2 separate regions of the Homo sapiens genome follow, and region 2 is linked to region 1. A link is an interaction called in ENCODE POLR2A ChIA-PET data of the cell type or tissue named here. Cell type or tissue: K562. All regions are shown on one strand.

Region 1 (8,000 bases):
GGACAGCCCTTCTTCTTAGAGTGGTATTTTTGTAATACAAACTACAATGAAGACTACATTGGCGGAATTCACTTCATGTTTAAATGCCTGAGGTCAGAACTCAGGACTTGTTTTCTTCGTTCCTCTGTAGTTTGCATCTATTTCATCCTACAGTTGCAAAAGGGTCATTTGATTTGTTTTCTGGGGTATCAGCTCTGAACTGACCTCAAGTGCAGCTAGAGCTCTGCAGGGCCAGATGCAGATTTTGAAGCATAGATTATTTTCCTTCCTATAGAAGGCCCTCTCTAGGAGAATGAATATGAAATTATGAGTATAAACTAGGTATGAAGGTGATTCTCTGTTAAGAAAGAGAAACAAATCACAACTAGTTACAAATTTTGAAAGTTGACTGTATTCAAAATAATTTTGAAAGTTGACTGACTGTGTTCAAAATAGCTTATTTTCAAGACTTTTCCAAAAAGATCATAATGCTAGGGACCCTTCCAGGGCCATGGAAGGAGCCTGTATAAATGTGTGTGTGTGTGTGTGTGTGTGTGTGTGCATTATTTTTTATATCAACTTTTATTTTAGATTCAGAGAGTACATGTGCAGGTTTGTTACATGGGTAAATTGCGTGTTGTGGGGTTTGATGTATGAATGATCCCGTCACCCAGGTAGTGAGCATAATGCATAGTACCTGATAGTCTTCGAACCCTCACTCCCCTCCCCTGCAGTAGTCGCCACTGTCTATTGTTCTCATCTTTGTGTCCTTGTTTAGCTCCCACTTATAAGTGAGAACATGTGGTATTTGGTTTTTGGTTCCTGCATGAATTCCTTCAGGATAATGCTGTCCAGCTGCATCCATGTTGCTGCAAAGGATGTGGCTTCATTCTTTTGTATGGCTGTGTAGTATCCCATGGTGTATATGTACCACATTTTCTTTATTCAGTTCACCACTGATAGACACCTAGGTTGATTCCACGTTTTTGCTATTGTGATAGTGTTGTGATGAATATACAAGTACAGGTGTCTTTTTGGTAGAACAATTTATTTTCCATTGGGTATATGCCCATTTGCTGGGCCAAATGATAGTTCAACTCTTAGTTCTTTGAGAAATCTCCAAATTGCTTTCCACAATGGCTGAACTATATATATTAATTTTGGAATAGAGATTTAACATTATACACAATTGTAGTAGCTGGTTCAATAGTCTCTGTGAACCTATCTTCACGTCTTACACTAGAATTTGATGTCTGCAGTGCAGGCCTTTTGGAAGGGAGGGAGGGGATGTAAAGTGGGGGAGGGCAAGGACATCCTGTGCATAGTAGGATATTTAGCAGCATCCTTGACCTCTACCACTAGATACCCAATACCTAGGAGCATCCCCTCCTCCAGTTGTGATGAACAAAAATGTTCTCAGGCACTGCAAATGTCCTCTGGGAGACAAAAACCACTCCCAGTTGGGAACCACTGACATAAGTCCTTTGCCTGTGGATTCACAGCTGTGAGGACCCTAAAGTGGCTATGTGGCAGTCTCAACTTCCAGTTGAATGGAATTGTTGTTTTGTCTCTTGGTGGAAGCATTCCTCTTTCTTTGTAACTAAGAAATCAAAACCAGCCAAGCCAAAAGTTGCAAGTATGGGAAGCAAAACCTTTGCTAGTGAATCATCAGGGTATTAGTGAGAGGGTTACTTCTATTTCCATCCCTTAAGTCTCAGATTCATGAAGCCTGGTTATGGGAGTCAGGTTGCTATAACTTTTGGCCAGTTCTACTTACAATCTCATTTCTTCTCCTGCTAAATATTATAGATCACTTACAAACTTACAATTTAGCAAGGATCTTTTGTTTGTAAAATTAAGACAACCCCTCCCCCACCTCTTCCAGCTCACCTATGTAAAGAAAAATTAGTCTCAGGGTATCTCATGGATCTCAAGGTCTGGATCCCAAGACCCAGCTAGGTCTTCTTGAATGACTGGATGTGGATTTGGAATACAGTCTGGAATGAAGGGTGCTACTTTCTCTGCCTTGGTGTCTTCCCATCTATTTCTCTTTGGCATAAGATCTCTCATGGCTTTTGCATGTTTGCTTCCTCTCTTCAGCTCTCTGTTAGGAACAGGTCCCCAAATCTGGCCATAAACAGGCCCCAAAACTGGCCATAAACAAAATCTCTGCAGCACTGTGACATGCTCATGATGGCTATGACGCCCATGCTGAAGGTTGTTGGTTTACCAGAATGAGGGCAAGGAACACCTGGCCCACCCAGGACGGAAAACTGCTTAAGGTGTTCCTGAACCACAAACAATAGCATGAGGGATCTGTGCCTTAAGGACATGTTCCTGCTGCAGATAACTATCCAGAGCCCATCCCTTTGTTTCCTGTTTTAGTTAATCTATGATTTATAGAAACAATGCTTATCACTGGCTTGCTGTCAATAAATATGTGGGTAAAACTCTGTTCGTGGCTCTCAGCTCTGAAGGCTGTCAGCCCCCTGATTCCCACTCTGTACTCTATATTTCCATGTGTGTGTCTTTAATTCCTCTAGTGCCGCTGGGTTAGGGTCTCCACGACCTAGCTGGTCTGGGCAGCTCTCTGCCTGCACATGGGCTCATTGTGCTCATTCTAAAATGGCAGCCTTAGTCTCTGCAGGGCCTTCCAGCTCACCTCCCACAAATCCAAATTCCCACTCAGAGGGAATCCCATTGGCCCACTGTGGTCAGTCAGGTGTGCCTGAGCAGTGATTGGCAAGGTCAATAAAAATGCCCTCATCTTGGCATTGGATATTCCTCTTTTATAAGAACCAGAAGGCTGTATTGCTTTTCTTCATGTCTACTGTTGGCAGAAGCCACATTGTTGAGTTTCTGGAACTTCTTTTCTACCCAGTCACCAGTAGAGTTTTACCTTTGCTGTCTAGTGGCCAATCAGCTTCTGTGCCTTCCATTGGAGGAAAATGAATGCGGGTAAGCAGTAAATTCCTTTTTCTTTGAGCTAACAGGCTGGGGCGGGGGATGGGGAAGACACTAGCTCAGGGCTGTTTCATATCTTTCTGGTGCTCCTGGTGTCCCAAGATAAAGGAATTATACCCTCTCCTTCTTATAGAGTTGCTTCCAACAATGACCATGACATTCTGTTTCACGGCTGGGTCTATCTTCCTTTTTCTTTGGCAGGGGTCGGGGGAGGGGAGGGCGTTGTTTCATTTTACCACAATCAAAATCTAGAAGTCTGCCGGTTAAGATGACCTTTAGTGGCAATATATATTTATGACTATTCTTCTGGATTTTATGGACCAAACAACTTTCAAAACCAAATCTAGATACTGATGTATGGTTACCAGCTCTATATTTTGCCACATAAGGCCATTAGAATCTCCCATATCCAATTGTCATCATTGAATGTTAGGTTGAATGCTAGCAAACTGTTGTTTTTGTAGCTCAAAAGCAGTTGAATATTGGCAGTTTCCTTTGATTCAATCTAATGTAATAAAGCATATTCTAACTTGAGAAATACAGGAAGGATATACCTTACAATAAAAGACTAGCTCTTAATACAAAGTTGTTTAATTTTATGAAACATGCGCTATACTTTCCTTAATTTTCTGATTTCATCATGGACCGTGACAACTTCATCCTGCCATGGTACTTGTTTTTGGTGAATCTTTTTTTGAAATTCTGGTCTAGTGAAACACACATGGGCGACCCTCTCAAGATCATTCTCATTTCTTATAACTCTTTTTTCCTAATCTGAGACAGGGTGCTGGCCTTCCCTTTGTCCAAAGCCACGTTTAAAGAGGAGTCAGGTTCTCTGAGATCCTCTGAGGCTGTTGTTGGGTGAATTCCTCACTTGCACCAAACTTAGGTATTTAAGGGACATGCCTGCCAGCACACAATTTATTTTTACACTCTCCCCATAAAGAACTTGATCACATTGACAAAAGGAGCCCCAGTCACCTCCTACGGTTCCTCAATGAACTATGCAGGAGTTCTACCAACCACAAGTTAAGCTGATTACCTTTAGAATCATCTTTTATCATCATCTTTGTGTATTTTGCACTACTTTTCTATCATCTCAGGCAACTCCCCCATCACCCTCTATTTTCTACCCAAGTGATCTTCATCTCTCCTACAAGCTAAATCCAGACAGATTGTATAACAAACTGGCGTTGGTTATTAAAAACATCTTTTTAGCTCTTGGCATAACAAGCAAAACCACTCCTGATGAAAAGAAAGCCTGTCCCATATGGTTCTCAAAAGAAGTACAATTTTTTGAATTTACTGTACATGTGAAAATAATAAACAATTTGCATTTCTTTCTTTTTCTAGTAATTCAGACTCTAACCTGAGGGTCTTTAAAGAATGGATTTAGTAATTTCTACATTGTACCACTTTCTGAAATATTACTGATTTTCAATGAAGTAACTAAGCCCTAGCCAAATGTTTTAGTTTATTTCTTTCTCTCTCTCTCTTTTTGTCAATCTGTAAATGCGTCAGAAAAACGTTTACTGTAATGTTAGACTGTGCATGTGTTGGCATTAAAAGTGTGGTTTTGTCCTTACAGGGAATCAAATAGAAGCAAAATTATAGTTAATTCTTGGTTTCTGTGGTAATGGGGAACAGACTGAGTTTGTACCAATAACACTTGAAAAATTTATTTTAGAAATTAGGTTGAACTTTGTCCTTCACTAAACTTTTGCCAGAAAATCCACATGCAGTCAAGTTGTTCTTCTTTCTCTTCTTCCTGGCTCTGCCCCAAGCTGGGGTAGGGAAATGGCCAGCAGGAAAGAAGGGTGGAATCAAAAGACCTATGCCCAAATGTCGTGGTCCTGAGGTGGTTCTCAGCATGTTGACTAGAGTTATTTGTGGGAAAAGGAAACTACTCTGTAATAAACCAGGATGATAGCTTCCTACTCTTTCAGTAGGTGTCTTGCCTTTCCTTGTGGTTTAAGAGAGATCCCCCAAAACTCCTGTTATCTCCTTTCTAAATTCAGTTTCTAGTTAGCAATTGAAAGAAAGCAGTAGAAGGACTTTAGAGAACTCTGAGGCCTCTTTAAAGATATTCTTTCAAAAAATGATTTGAAGTATAGCTGAGTGGGAAAGATGCCACCACAGAGCCATCTACTTCTAGCCAGTAGCCTGCAAGAGAAAGGGCTTATTCAATGTAGTTTAGTCTCTAACCTTTTGGGGGGAAGGTAAGCTCTTTATGGTCTCACGGCTCCCCTGGGGGTTTTCTATAGACCCGAAGGGGCGGGGCTACGCTTATTCTGGATCAGTAATGTGTCCTATTGCAAACAACTCACATGCTGACAGAGACACAAGTGCACTGCAGTCATGGTCTCCAGATGTGATGCTCCAATGGTGTAAGCCACTAATTTGTCCTGGAGCTATTACTCTTATCTGTTGAAGAAAACTTAGAAAATGACTTTCAGTTAAAAAAGAATTGCTGGAAAACTCTAACTCTTTGCTACTAATAGAAGTAATCCTGGCACAATTCTTCAAAAGCTTTGGAATATATATATATGCCTCCAAATATATATATATCTCCCCTATAATATAATAATATATATGGGATTATAGTAGGGTTGGGAGAAACCCTAATTAGCTACATTAGAGGAACTCAAAATACAGAATGAAATGATGGTTTTAAATAAGGCTAGATATCATAATTAGTCCCAGATGGTTCCTTTGTAGTCAGGAGAGTTTTACCAAACAGCCACATTTGTTTTTTTTGAATGTCAAAATAGAAAACGAATTAGGCTCCTGCACTGTTTCTTAATACAGCTTCTCTGGGGCTTTGCTTTGTAGGCCTTGTGACATGCCCATTGAGACAAAAAGATTGTGTTCTCCATGATACACTCTTCACAAGGCAGCAGATGTTCTCAGAAACAATGTCTATGTCCTTGGAACCAAGAGTTTCTCTTTCCTCCTGGCTTTCTGCATTTGCTTTTGGTTATGGAGAACATTTTCTCTTTCTCTGGTTCATCTGTTTAGGATGCTCACTGCCCTTGGGCAGCGGGTCTCGTAGGTCTCAGGGTATCATCTCCACTTGTGAGAAAGCAAACTCATCACCAGACAGGGAGCTCTGACTCCCATGGAAAACAGCCAGGCAGATCAGAGACAGGCATCTTCAAGTAAATCCTGTTTGCCATGGAAAACAGGGAAAATCAGACCAAAGAAAACCCACAGCTGATTGCCAAAGAGGGTGTTGTCTTCAGTTTTTTCCAAGAGACATCAGTTGTTCCTTAATATTTCCAATAGAAAACTTGACAGAAAAAATAATTTGTTTCCAGTTCTATCCTACTAACAAGTTTTGCCCATTATGTTACCTAATTGCTTGCAGTCATCAGTAGGGAAAATGTAGACACACCCATTTTTTTTTTTTTTTTAATAAATGACTCTCCCAAATCTGCATTTATTTGTTGGGATCCAGAGTTCCTTTTTAAAATCTTCAAAATATTTCCATTTTAAGTAGATGGATTAACACACACAATCTGTTTCTTCCTCACTCAAAGAAAACTAGTGATTCATTGCTTTTCCATGAGCTAGTACTTGATTTAGAACAGGATGAAGCCAGCCTTATCTCCCATCATGTGGATGTTTAATTTCTCAAAGTCCATGTGACAGTTACCATGAGTAGAATAGGCATTTTGTATCTAGTCAGATTCGTTTGTATTTAGAGTGAAAGATATATGTTTATTATTTAATATTTTGGTGAATAAACAATGCTTTTTCTTCTCTCTAGATCAACATATTTATTTTGTATATTCTTTTATTTTCAATGAGTAATATAATAAAATATAACCCATTTTATAATAAATGTTCTCCATAGCTGACCAGTGAATCACAATAAAACTAAGTTTTCCCGTGGAACAAAAATTACTCATTACATGTAACTACCAAATTTTTAGAAGAAAATGGGCTTTGCCCAGATCATGTGGAACATGCCAGCCCTTTGTTTTGTATGGAATTTCTGGTGGAATAAGTGAAAATATCTTTCCCCTTTTGAAATATCTGGATAATTGCTAAAATTCCCCTCTTTTTTCTTTAGTGAACATGAAGTCAAAACCTGGATTTTGAAATAGAGATATATATTTCACTTACAGATATAAAAATGCCCAATTTCTGTTTTTAATCACCTCATAATTCTTATTTTTCCTATAGGACATCTTTGCTTTTATAACAAATTTAAAGAAATGAACAGTACATAAACATTGACCAACTCACAATTTTTTATAAGCTTAACGTCCTCTTATTAATGTCAAGGTGATATCAATTATGTTGTCAGGAATTATCAAATGCCTGTGTAGCATAATAGCATCTAAATATTAGTGCACATATTAAATTAATTATGTATTGTATTAATATTCATACATTTGGTTAACATATCATGCATACTCTTGACTTCAGGCTTTGTGCCTATAAATTCATGCAGATTCCCATAGCTCTGTTGTTATATATTTTTTTAATAACTTCTTGCTGGAGCTGATTTCACAATCTCAGCATTTTTGGGGGCTTAGGAACACTAAAAATTTGATATTAGAAGTGTGAGAAAATAGACAAACCATTTAAATTAGTTTTATGGTATCTAAGACTTCAAATGCTGTGAGACAAAGCAAGCATGCAGTGTCTGTTATTAATGCTATAGAGCATTTGTCATCCTTAAAACAGACATCTGGAAGAAGTGCTGTTAAATTAATTTATTTACTCATTTATTTGTCATGTATTTAACAAATGCACCTTGAGCACCTACTATGTGCCAGATACTCTGGTAGGTGCTGAGACACGTTGGTGAGGAAATTCAAATGCAGGTCTTGCCTCAGGGTCTGGTGGGATAATCACTCACTCTTATTGAACATCACATCTCCAATTGCCTTGGAATTCTGACATTCCATGAATCTATGAGCCATTCAGTTGTATTACAGCATCGTAATCCTGGTTTACAACTTGTCAATTAGGCAGTTTGCCTACATATTTTCCTGCCTTCGGATGCCAACTGAGCTCTAAGGTTATCTCCCGCTTCTTAAAGGCTC
Region 2 (8,000 bases), 740 kb after region 1:
AAAACATGCCTATTAGGAAAGTAGAGTGTGTATATACGTTTGTGTGTGAAGCCATTTACAAAAGAAAACCATTTACAAGTATGAAATATATGATATATACAACTTTGTTCTGGGGGTTTAAAGCCTCTAAAGTTTAAAACAAATAATCTTAGGTGGTAAGTCTTTTAGATGTACTCAGACTCTGGTCAAAAGTGTGTTTCTAACTTACGGACATTAGCCTGCCACCTATAGCATTCCCCTTAATGCTTAGCATCTGTTGTCTGGTGACATAAAATTTTAGTCTCAGGGTTAAAGGAAACAGATGTTCCTCTTCAGTGAAAAAATAATTGCAATTTTCAACAGAAAAATGTTATTAAAAGGGAAAGGAGGAATCTAAGAAAAGGTAAGCATATTTAATCACAAAACAGAGGAAAAGATGATTAAAAGGTGGTAAGTCAAATTCATTTACCTTGTTTAATTTTTTTCAGGGCCTTTAAGTCATGAAACCTTTTCCAAGGTACTCTATTGAGTTTTGCACATGCTATCTGTTCTTGCCTGCTTGGTGAACTGACTCATGCGTCCAATCTCAACTCAAGATTCACCTCCTCTGATGTCTTTCCTGTTCCCACTCACTATACCAAGCAGAGTCAGGATTTTTGTATGTGCATAATACATACACATAACAATGTGTATGTTATAGAACACATCATACTGTACTGTGATTGTCTATTCTATTGAGGTTTTCATCAATCCCCTGTGACTATTAAAATATAGTACACAGAGAAGTCACTGAAAAGTGTCAAATGAACAGGAACTTGAACGCAACTGGCAATAATGAACATTTTAACAAATCCAAGAGCATACTTGGATTCCAAAGAAAAAATACACATTCAAAAACCAGTGTAGATCAGATTGCTGAATACAGTATTTTGTTAACTCTTCAAGAGAAACCTCCATGTATGGCTTTGCATATATGCTTACTTCTCAAGAATATTTTGGAAAATCAAGTAGAAAGATGCAAATTTCCTTATATTTATGTTAAGGACCTAGGCTGTAGGGTAAAATAAAGACCTGAGGTAATTTCCATTCAGTATCCACATCTTCTATCACCTCCTGGAATTCAGATTTTCTATTCTATCAAGCAGCAAGCTTTGAAGGTGCTTGCACACTGGAAAGTGTGTGTTCTTCTGACTTCTTTTAATTCTTAAGAGATATACACTTTCAAAAGATCTGTACGACTGAGTACGCAGGTTCTGTAAGACTGAGTACGCAGGTTATCTTGACCATTACTCTGAGAGCTATGTCATTCTTCTAAAACATGGCAATGGAGGCCTCCAAACGATTTGTCATCAAGGGCTCTTTTACTAACCCTCTGCATTGTAGACTTATCTGACAACTCATAATCAATAAGATCTTTTGATATGCTTGAAACAACTAGTGTTATTGAACTGAGTTAATTTACCCAAACCGGAAGGATATAAACTTGAGTCAGTTACTTTATTTGATCATTTTGAAGTAAATCACATTTGGTTAGGTGTTTTGAAATAATAAAAATAATTCACAGACTTTATTTGGCCACCACTACAGGAGATGCAATAATTAATCAATGAATAGATGCAAGGTCAATACAAAGCTAAGGAAGGGGTCTAGACATGAAATTACTTACAATGTTGACAAACCTCTAAAAAATGTTCTATTTTCAAGTCTATTTGAAAAATTAGTTTTTAGATTTTTAAAATCATTTTATTTATTAAGATGAAATTTCTCATTTTCAGAGTCATTTCTGAACACTAAAATTATATTCATTAACTCTGATTATAAGTAAGAATTCAATATAGGAGATTTTTAAAAAAGACGAATAAAATACTTCTAAGTCTAAGAGCTCAAGGTATTTATTAACAAAACTTTCAAATAAGAAATCTTAAAAAGAAACCACTGAAAACATTAGGAATAGAAGAAGGAAAAAAGGAATTATCCAAGCAATATAAAAATGCAAAAAGAAAGAAACAATGAGAAAAGCAGAAGAAATATACACATCAATATGCTAAACAAGCTGTGGCTAGAGTGCTTAATGACTGGTTATTAAGCATACTTAATCTGCAGAAAGGGGTGACTAAATCTACAGTACTTTTATTAGTCTTGGATCACTTGGGCACTAAACAAATTGTTTAGCAAATTTGTTGATTAAGGGGCTTATTTATACATAACACTGTGTTGAAGCTTCAAATGTTGACTGCCTCCTATATGGGGAATAAATTTTTACTGACATACTAATTCCTCCAGCTTTAAAACAAAAATTAATATAAAAGACAACATTTAAAAACTCCAAATAGTAACAATTTTACTTGTATTAATACTTACTTCTTTTACATGAAACTAGTTTATCCCTTTTTGGGGGTGGAAGGGAACACAGAAATGACACTCCTGACCTAATTGTGATCAAAATTATTCAGCATTAGAAAAGTGGGTCAGCATTTATCATTCAGAAAATCTAGGTCAGGTCAGCATTTTCCAACTAGTCTCTTAAAATGCAAAACATGAAAATGCAAGAATGTTAGCCTGCATATGAATGCACAAACACACATATATATAATTTGCCCAAAAAAAGTGACCAGAATTGGTTGAAAAGATTTCCACTAATACATAAAAATTATCAACATTTTCTTTTGGCATTATTAGCGTATAAATTTAAACTTTGTTGCTTATCACGTGGTAGGGTGATGATATTGCACCAAATAGGCAAGTAACCTCAGTTTAATTTGAGAGCAAGAAATCAGGCTTGATTAATATTTAGATATGAACCCATCACCCATCTCTTCTCAGCAACAGTGGCCACAAAATATTTGGGTTAATGAAGTAATCCAAGTATAAAAATTTGACCTTAGGTGAATCAACATCTCACATCTCCACTTGTCAGTTTCATTTCATTTGTAAAATGTGGGGGCTGGATTAAACAACCATTTGTTCTCACCAGTCATATTTTAAAAATGTACAGAGACATTTTCTACTTAATACTTTCCATTTAACAACTTTCATGGATATGATGAGTAAAACTACAGTACAGAGTAGAAGCGCTTGAACTCTGTTTTCCACTGGCAACACTGATTTTGTAGTTATTTTCATCTCATTATCATGGTACCTACAATTAATTTGCTGTTTGTGCTGCTTTGTTTTGGAGCTATTTTATATAAACCTCAGATCTAAAGATAAGGCAAAAGGGTGTCAAGAGTTAGAGAAGGCATACGCAAAACAATGATAAATGGTAGAGTGAAAAAAAATTAGAATAAATGCTCCATATATGTCTTTGATAAAAAGGTTGGACAAGAGACAGTATTCTGAAGGAAAAGAGCAAAGCCTGCTGTAAAGTCCTCTGACCTTGCAATCAAGAAAAAAACAAAAACTGATAAAATGTCCTATCATATGGTATGAAATCTAACTGCTTATTAGAACCACTTGGAGCTTAAAAAGCCATCATTGCCCAGAAATTTGGATTTAACTGGTCTGGGCACCTACAGTTTCTTAAAATTCCCTGAAAGCTTTTTTTTGAGATGGAGTCTCACTCTGTTGCCCAGACTGGAGTGCAGTGGCATGATCTCGGCTCATTGCAACCTCCACCCCTTGGGTTCAAGCAATTATCCTGCCTCAGCCTCCCGAGCAGCTGGGACTACAGGTGCACGCCACCAAGCCCGGCTAGTTTTTTTTGTATTTTTAGTAGAAATGGGGTTTCACCATGTTGGTCAGGCTAGTCTCGAATGCCTGCCTCAGCCTCCTGGAAGTTTTTCTTTGCAATCAGTATTCAAAAGCTTTGCTAGAGAAGATCAGCACCCACATCAGATTCCTATTAGCCTAATGAAGTGGTTATCAAAGGTGTGGTTCATGGAACCCTTTCATGGGTTCATAAGATCAGAACTATTTTTATAATACTAAGATACTTGCCTTTTAACTGTGATGCCATTTTCATGGATGATGCAAAAGCAATATTAGCAACAGAATTATCTGAACTGCTACCTCCTCACCCACTCCTGACATAAAAAATTTGCTTTTCTTAATATTTTTGTGCAATTAATGGTATTGTTGCATAGTTGAAAGGGCACAGCATTTCGTGACAAATTGGTTCCGTTTAAATCTTAGCTCTGCTATTTATAAGCAGTGTGATGTTGGGCAAGACACTTGGCTCTCCGCATCTGTTTCTTCATATGAAAAATGTGGCCAATAATACGACTTTAATAAAACCTTGTATGTAAAATAAAACACCTGTCAGAGTAGGTGCTTAACGAAAACAGTAAGCCCTCACTTAACGTCATCCACAGGTCCTTGGAAAATGCAACTTTAAGCCAAAAGATATATAACAAAAAAAATTTACCATAGGCGAATTGATATAAACAAGAGTTAAGTTCCGATGGCATATTTCTAGTCACAAAAGCATCACCAAACTTCCAAATCAATATCAAAACCCTTCTAATATTCAACACTGAAGTAAATGTGAGTTATACATCCACTTAAGAAAGATTAATAAAAACAAGTAAGATAGCTGGCTATTTGCTATTTCAGTTCAGTGTTGACGGTGCCGGGAGCCATCCCAGTAGCCTGGAGTATAGGACATCATTCCAGTGCAGAGCACTCAAACTGGGAGAGTGTAGACACCTCAACAAACCCATTGTATATATCTCTGGGATGTAGAAGGGAACTGGAGTACCAAGAGAAAATCCATGCAGACATGGGAAGAACAGACATGAAGACAACGTGCAATTGGGAATGGAGTTTCTTCCTCATACACGTTATTGAGGATCTGCTGTATTTCTTTCCCATCCAATAAATCATCCAAGCTGGAGCTGTGCTTCATCACCCTTCATTAAGTATCTTCAAAACGATTTTCCTAGTTTTCCTTTCCTTTCAACCCAACTGCTCATCAGAGTTGAGACATTCAATCATTGTATACCTGAACTACAGCACTTGTTTTCAAGCTGGTCTCCCAGATTCTAATCTTCCTCCATTTAAATATACTCTATGTTGTTACCAGTTGGTTTTCTAAAATGCACACCTTTTATTTCCCTGCTCCAAAGCCTTTATCAAGTAAGCAATTAAACATCATCAAAATATAAAGTCTTTGGCATGGCACAAAGCTCTTCAAAATCTGGCCCCAATCTTTCTAGCCTCATCTATCACCAGTCCACTATACTTGACTTCTTTTTATTCCTGCCACATTAAGGCTCCATGCAACTATTGAACTTCATGCCTTTTGTTCCCATAACTGCCATTTCCTTTATCTACGGGATAGAGATTGCTGTCCCACCTCTAGCTAATGACTCCTTCCCTAATACTCTTTAAAGTACAGGTGAGAGAGAATTACTTCTTTCTTGGGGACATCTCTCAAGCAGTTCCCAGCCAGTACTACTCCTTCCACTGTGTTTAATGATTTTCTACATATCTTCTGCTATAAGAGGAGAGAAAATACTTCACATCTATTCTCTGGAGACTCAGTTTAATTATGAAATGTGGGCAATCATTCCTGCTTTGCAGAGTTTGTGAAAATCATTTAGTGCACCAAGAAAAAGACATGAAAATAAACTCCCTTAGAGTTAACCAAGTAAAGGTTCGGAACTGGAAATGATTCTAACTCTGTTTGGCTCAGTCTAAACCCATGCTCTCTCTACTACATGTGTTGTCTTGCTACAACATAGCAGACAACAGATGGAATTTACTTATTTAATAATTTCCCCCACTGGACTGTGAAATCCTTGAAGACACTGAGCATGTTTGTATCCCCAGACTCTTTTTTTTTTTTTGAGATGGAGTTTCGCTCTTGTTGTCCAGGCTGGAGTGCAATGGCACAATCTCGACACACCGCAACCTCCACCTCCTGGGTTCAAGTGATTCTCCTGCCTCAGCCTCCCAAGTAGCTGGGATTACAGGCATGTGCCACCACGCCCGGCTAATTTTTTATTTTTAGTAGAGATGGGGTTTCTCCACACTGGTCAGGCTGGTCTCCAACTCCCGACCTCAGTTGATCTACCCACCTTGGCCTCCCAAAGTGCTGAGATTACAGGCCCAGACTCTTAATGGAGTAATAACTCCAGCTGGCACTGTGACTGTAGAGATTAAAATACCTAGTCTTTAAGAATTCTGCCTAGAGAGGGAGAAATGCAGGCAACACCTTATTGCTGTTTTCTGTGAAAAGGGTTATGCTAGAGGGATACTGGAAGTATACATATGAACTAGGAATATCCCTATAGATACCTAAAGAGAGTAGAAGAAAATAGAAGGGGTTAAGGGAGGCTTTTTGGAAAGAGATGAGACATGAGAGAAATGTTGAAGGATGTTAGGTGTTGGGGGGAACAAGGCATTCTGAAATTCTTTAAAAGTATTAATTCACAAGTGCTACAATTACTGTTCATGCTGACAGTTGTAAATTATTACTGCTGATAAACATTTTATCCTTGAAATGCTTTTTAAAAAGATTCTTGGCTGGGGACGGTGGCTCACGCCTGTAATCCCAGCACTTTGGGAGGCTGAGGTGGGAGGATCACGAGGTCAAGAGATCGAGACCATCTTGGCCAACATGGTGAAACCTCGTCTCTACTAAAAATACAAAAATTAGCCAGGCGTGGTTGTGCACGCCTGTAGTCCCAGCTACTCGGGAGGCTGAGGCAGGAGAATTGCTTGAACCCAGGAAGCAGAGGTTGCAGTGAGCTGAGATTATGCCACTGCACTCCAGCCTGGGCAACAGAGGGAGACTCCATCTCAAAAAAAAAAAAAATCATTAAAATACAGTAATTCAGGTTTATTAAGTCATTACCATTGGGTTACCTCACAAATAAACTAAGTTTAGATGCGAACTCAAAGATACTGAGACACTAATCCATTTCTTAAGCTGCTAAGTTAGCCTTCTTGAAACCTCACTTCGTAGCTCTGCAAACAATGTACTTTTGACATCCCAAGCTCACAGGAATAAAAAACCACCTGCCAGTTGTTTCCGTTTTCCACCTATGTCTAATTTATGTACTTATATTTATAAGAAACAAATCACTAAGTCTTATTTCATCCTTAGTTATGTTGTGTTTCTATCGATAACAGCATGAAGATTTCGGGGACCTGGACATTAAAATAAGTTTGAGTACTGGCTTTACAATCTACTAGGTGTGATCCGAGGCAAGTCAGTCTCTTCATGTTTCACTTCTTTCACTTGTAAACATCTATTCAGAAGTTGCTGTGAACTTGATATTTCCATGCTTATAAACTGATTTTTTGAAAAGAGCCTGGTACATAGGACGTGATAATAAATGAAAGCATTTGCTACTTTTGGAAAAACAAGCATGACAAGATAGTTTATATACTGTTGATCTTAAGCACAGTATATGCATCTTATTTTTAGCTAGTCTGACAGTGAGATAATAAAAAGAGTTATCTTTGACTTGCACTACGAGTAGAAGAATTCAACTTCAGTTTCTAGAAAGATGTATAAGAATTAAGAGTGGCAGTCTTCCTAGTCTCAACTGCCATCTTCCCACCAGGTGGTAAATTCGTCCAGAGAAGAAAATGAATTATTGCTATATGGGATTCTGCAGCAACTTCTGTGAACATAGGCTCATAATTTTTCACCATGGAGACTCAAGCTTTTTGGAGTCATAGTTGTTTTTGGGTCTATTTGCAGGCATGCATCCTTTGTCCAGAAATATACATAACATTTGGCACATGGACCTGGAGGTAAAAGAGGAGGAAGGCCTGAGGCTAGACACCACTCCAATAAGTACATTAAGCTCCTAGAAGGGCAATCCACCTTTGCAGAGAACTCTTAACTATTAAAACCTATAGCTTGTAAAGCAGCATTTTCAAAGTTAAGAGAAGAAGGTGGAAGGGTCTTGAGAGGCTACTGACTAAACAGATGAAAATGAAGGTATGGAGTTTGGTGCCAAAAGAAACTCCCCCCAAAAATCAAACAATAACACCAGAGTAAAGCCCCTAGGGCGAGATAAGGAGTTGCAACAAAACAAGCGGAAACTCGAGAAGCGCTAATGCTTCAA

The links. ChIA-PET counts read pairs that join two places held together with the same protein. Peaks named below come from ENCODE experiments on the same cell type or tissue, not always from the same donor. Only the 100,000 strongest peaks of a DNase experiment are listed, where the experiment ranks them.
Region 2: POLR2A ChIA-PET joins it to region 1 with 10 read pairs; 2 of 35 experiments call an interaction of 5 or more read pairs at or near these places.

What each region holds. Positions count from the first base shown.
Region 1 is chr5:82,326,552-82,334,551 of GRCh38, forward strand. No RefSeq gene overlaps it. Among named protein-coding and RNA genes, the nearest start is that of RPS23, 52 kb to the left of the region's middle. In K562, no CTCF peak of the experiment used is centred here; a DNase peak (open chromatin) is centred at 3,050.
Region 2 is chr5:83,069,023-83,077,022 of GRCh38, forward strand. The region is part of intron 1 of TMEM167A (transmembrane protein 167A); the gene reads right to left. Among named protein-coding and RNA genes, the nearest start is that of TMEM167A, 4.4 kb to the right of the region's middle. RefSeq lists an enhancer at 7,488-8,000. In K562, no CTCF peak of the experiment used is centred here; no DNase peak of the experiment used is centred here; H3K4me3 peaks cover 1,173 bases.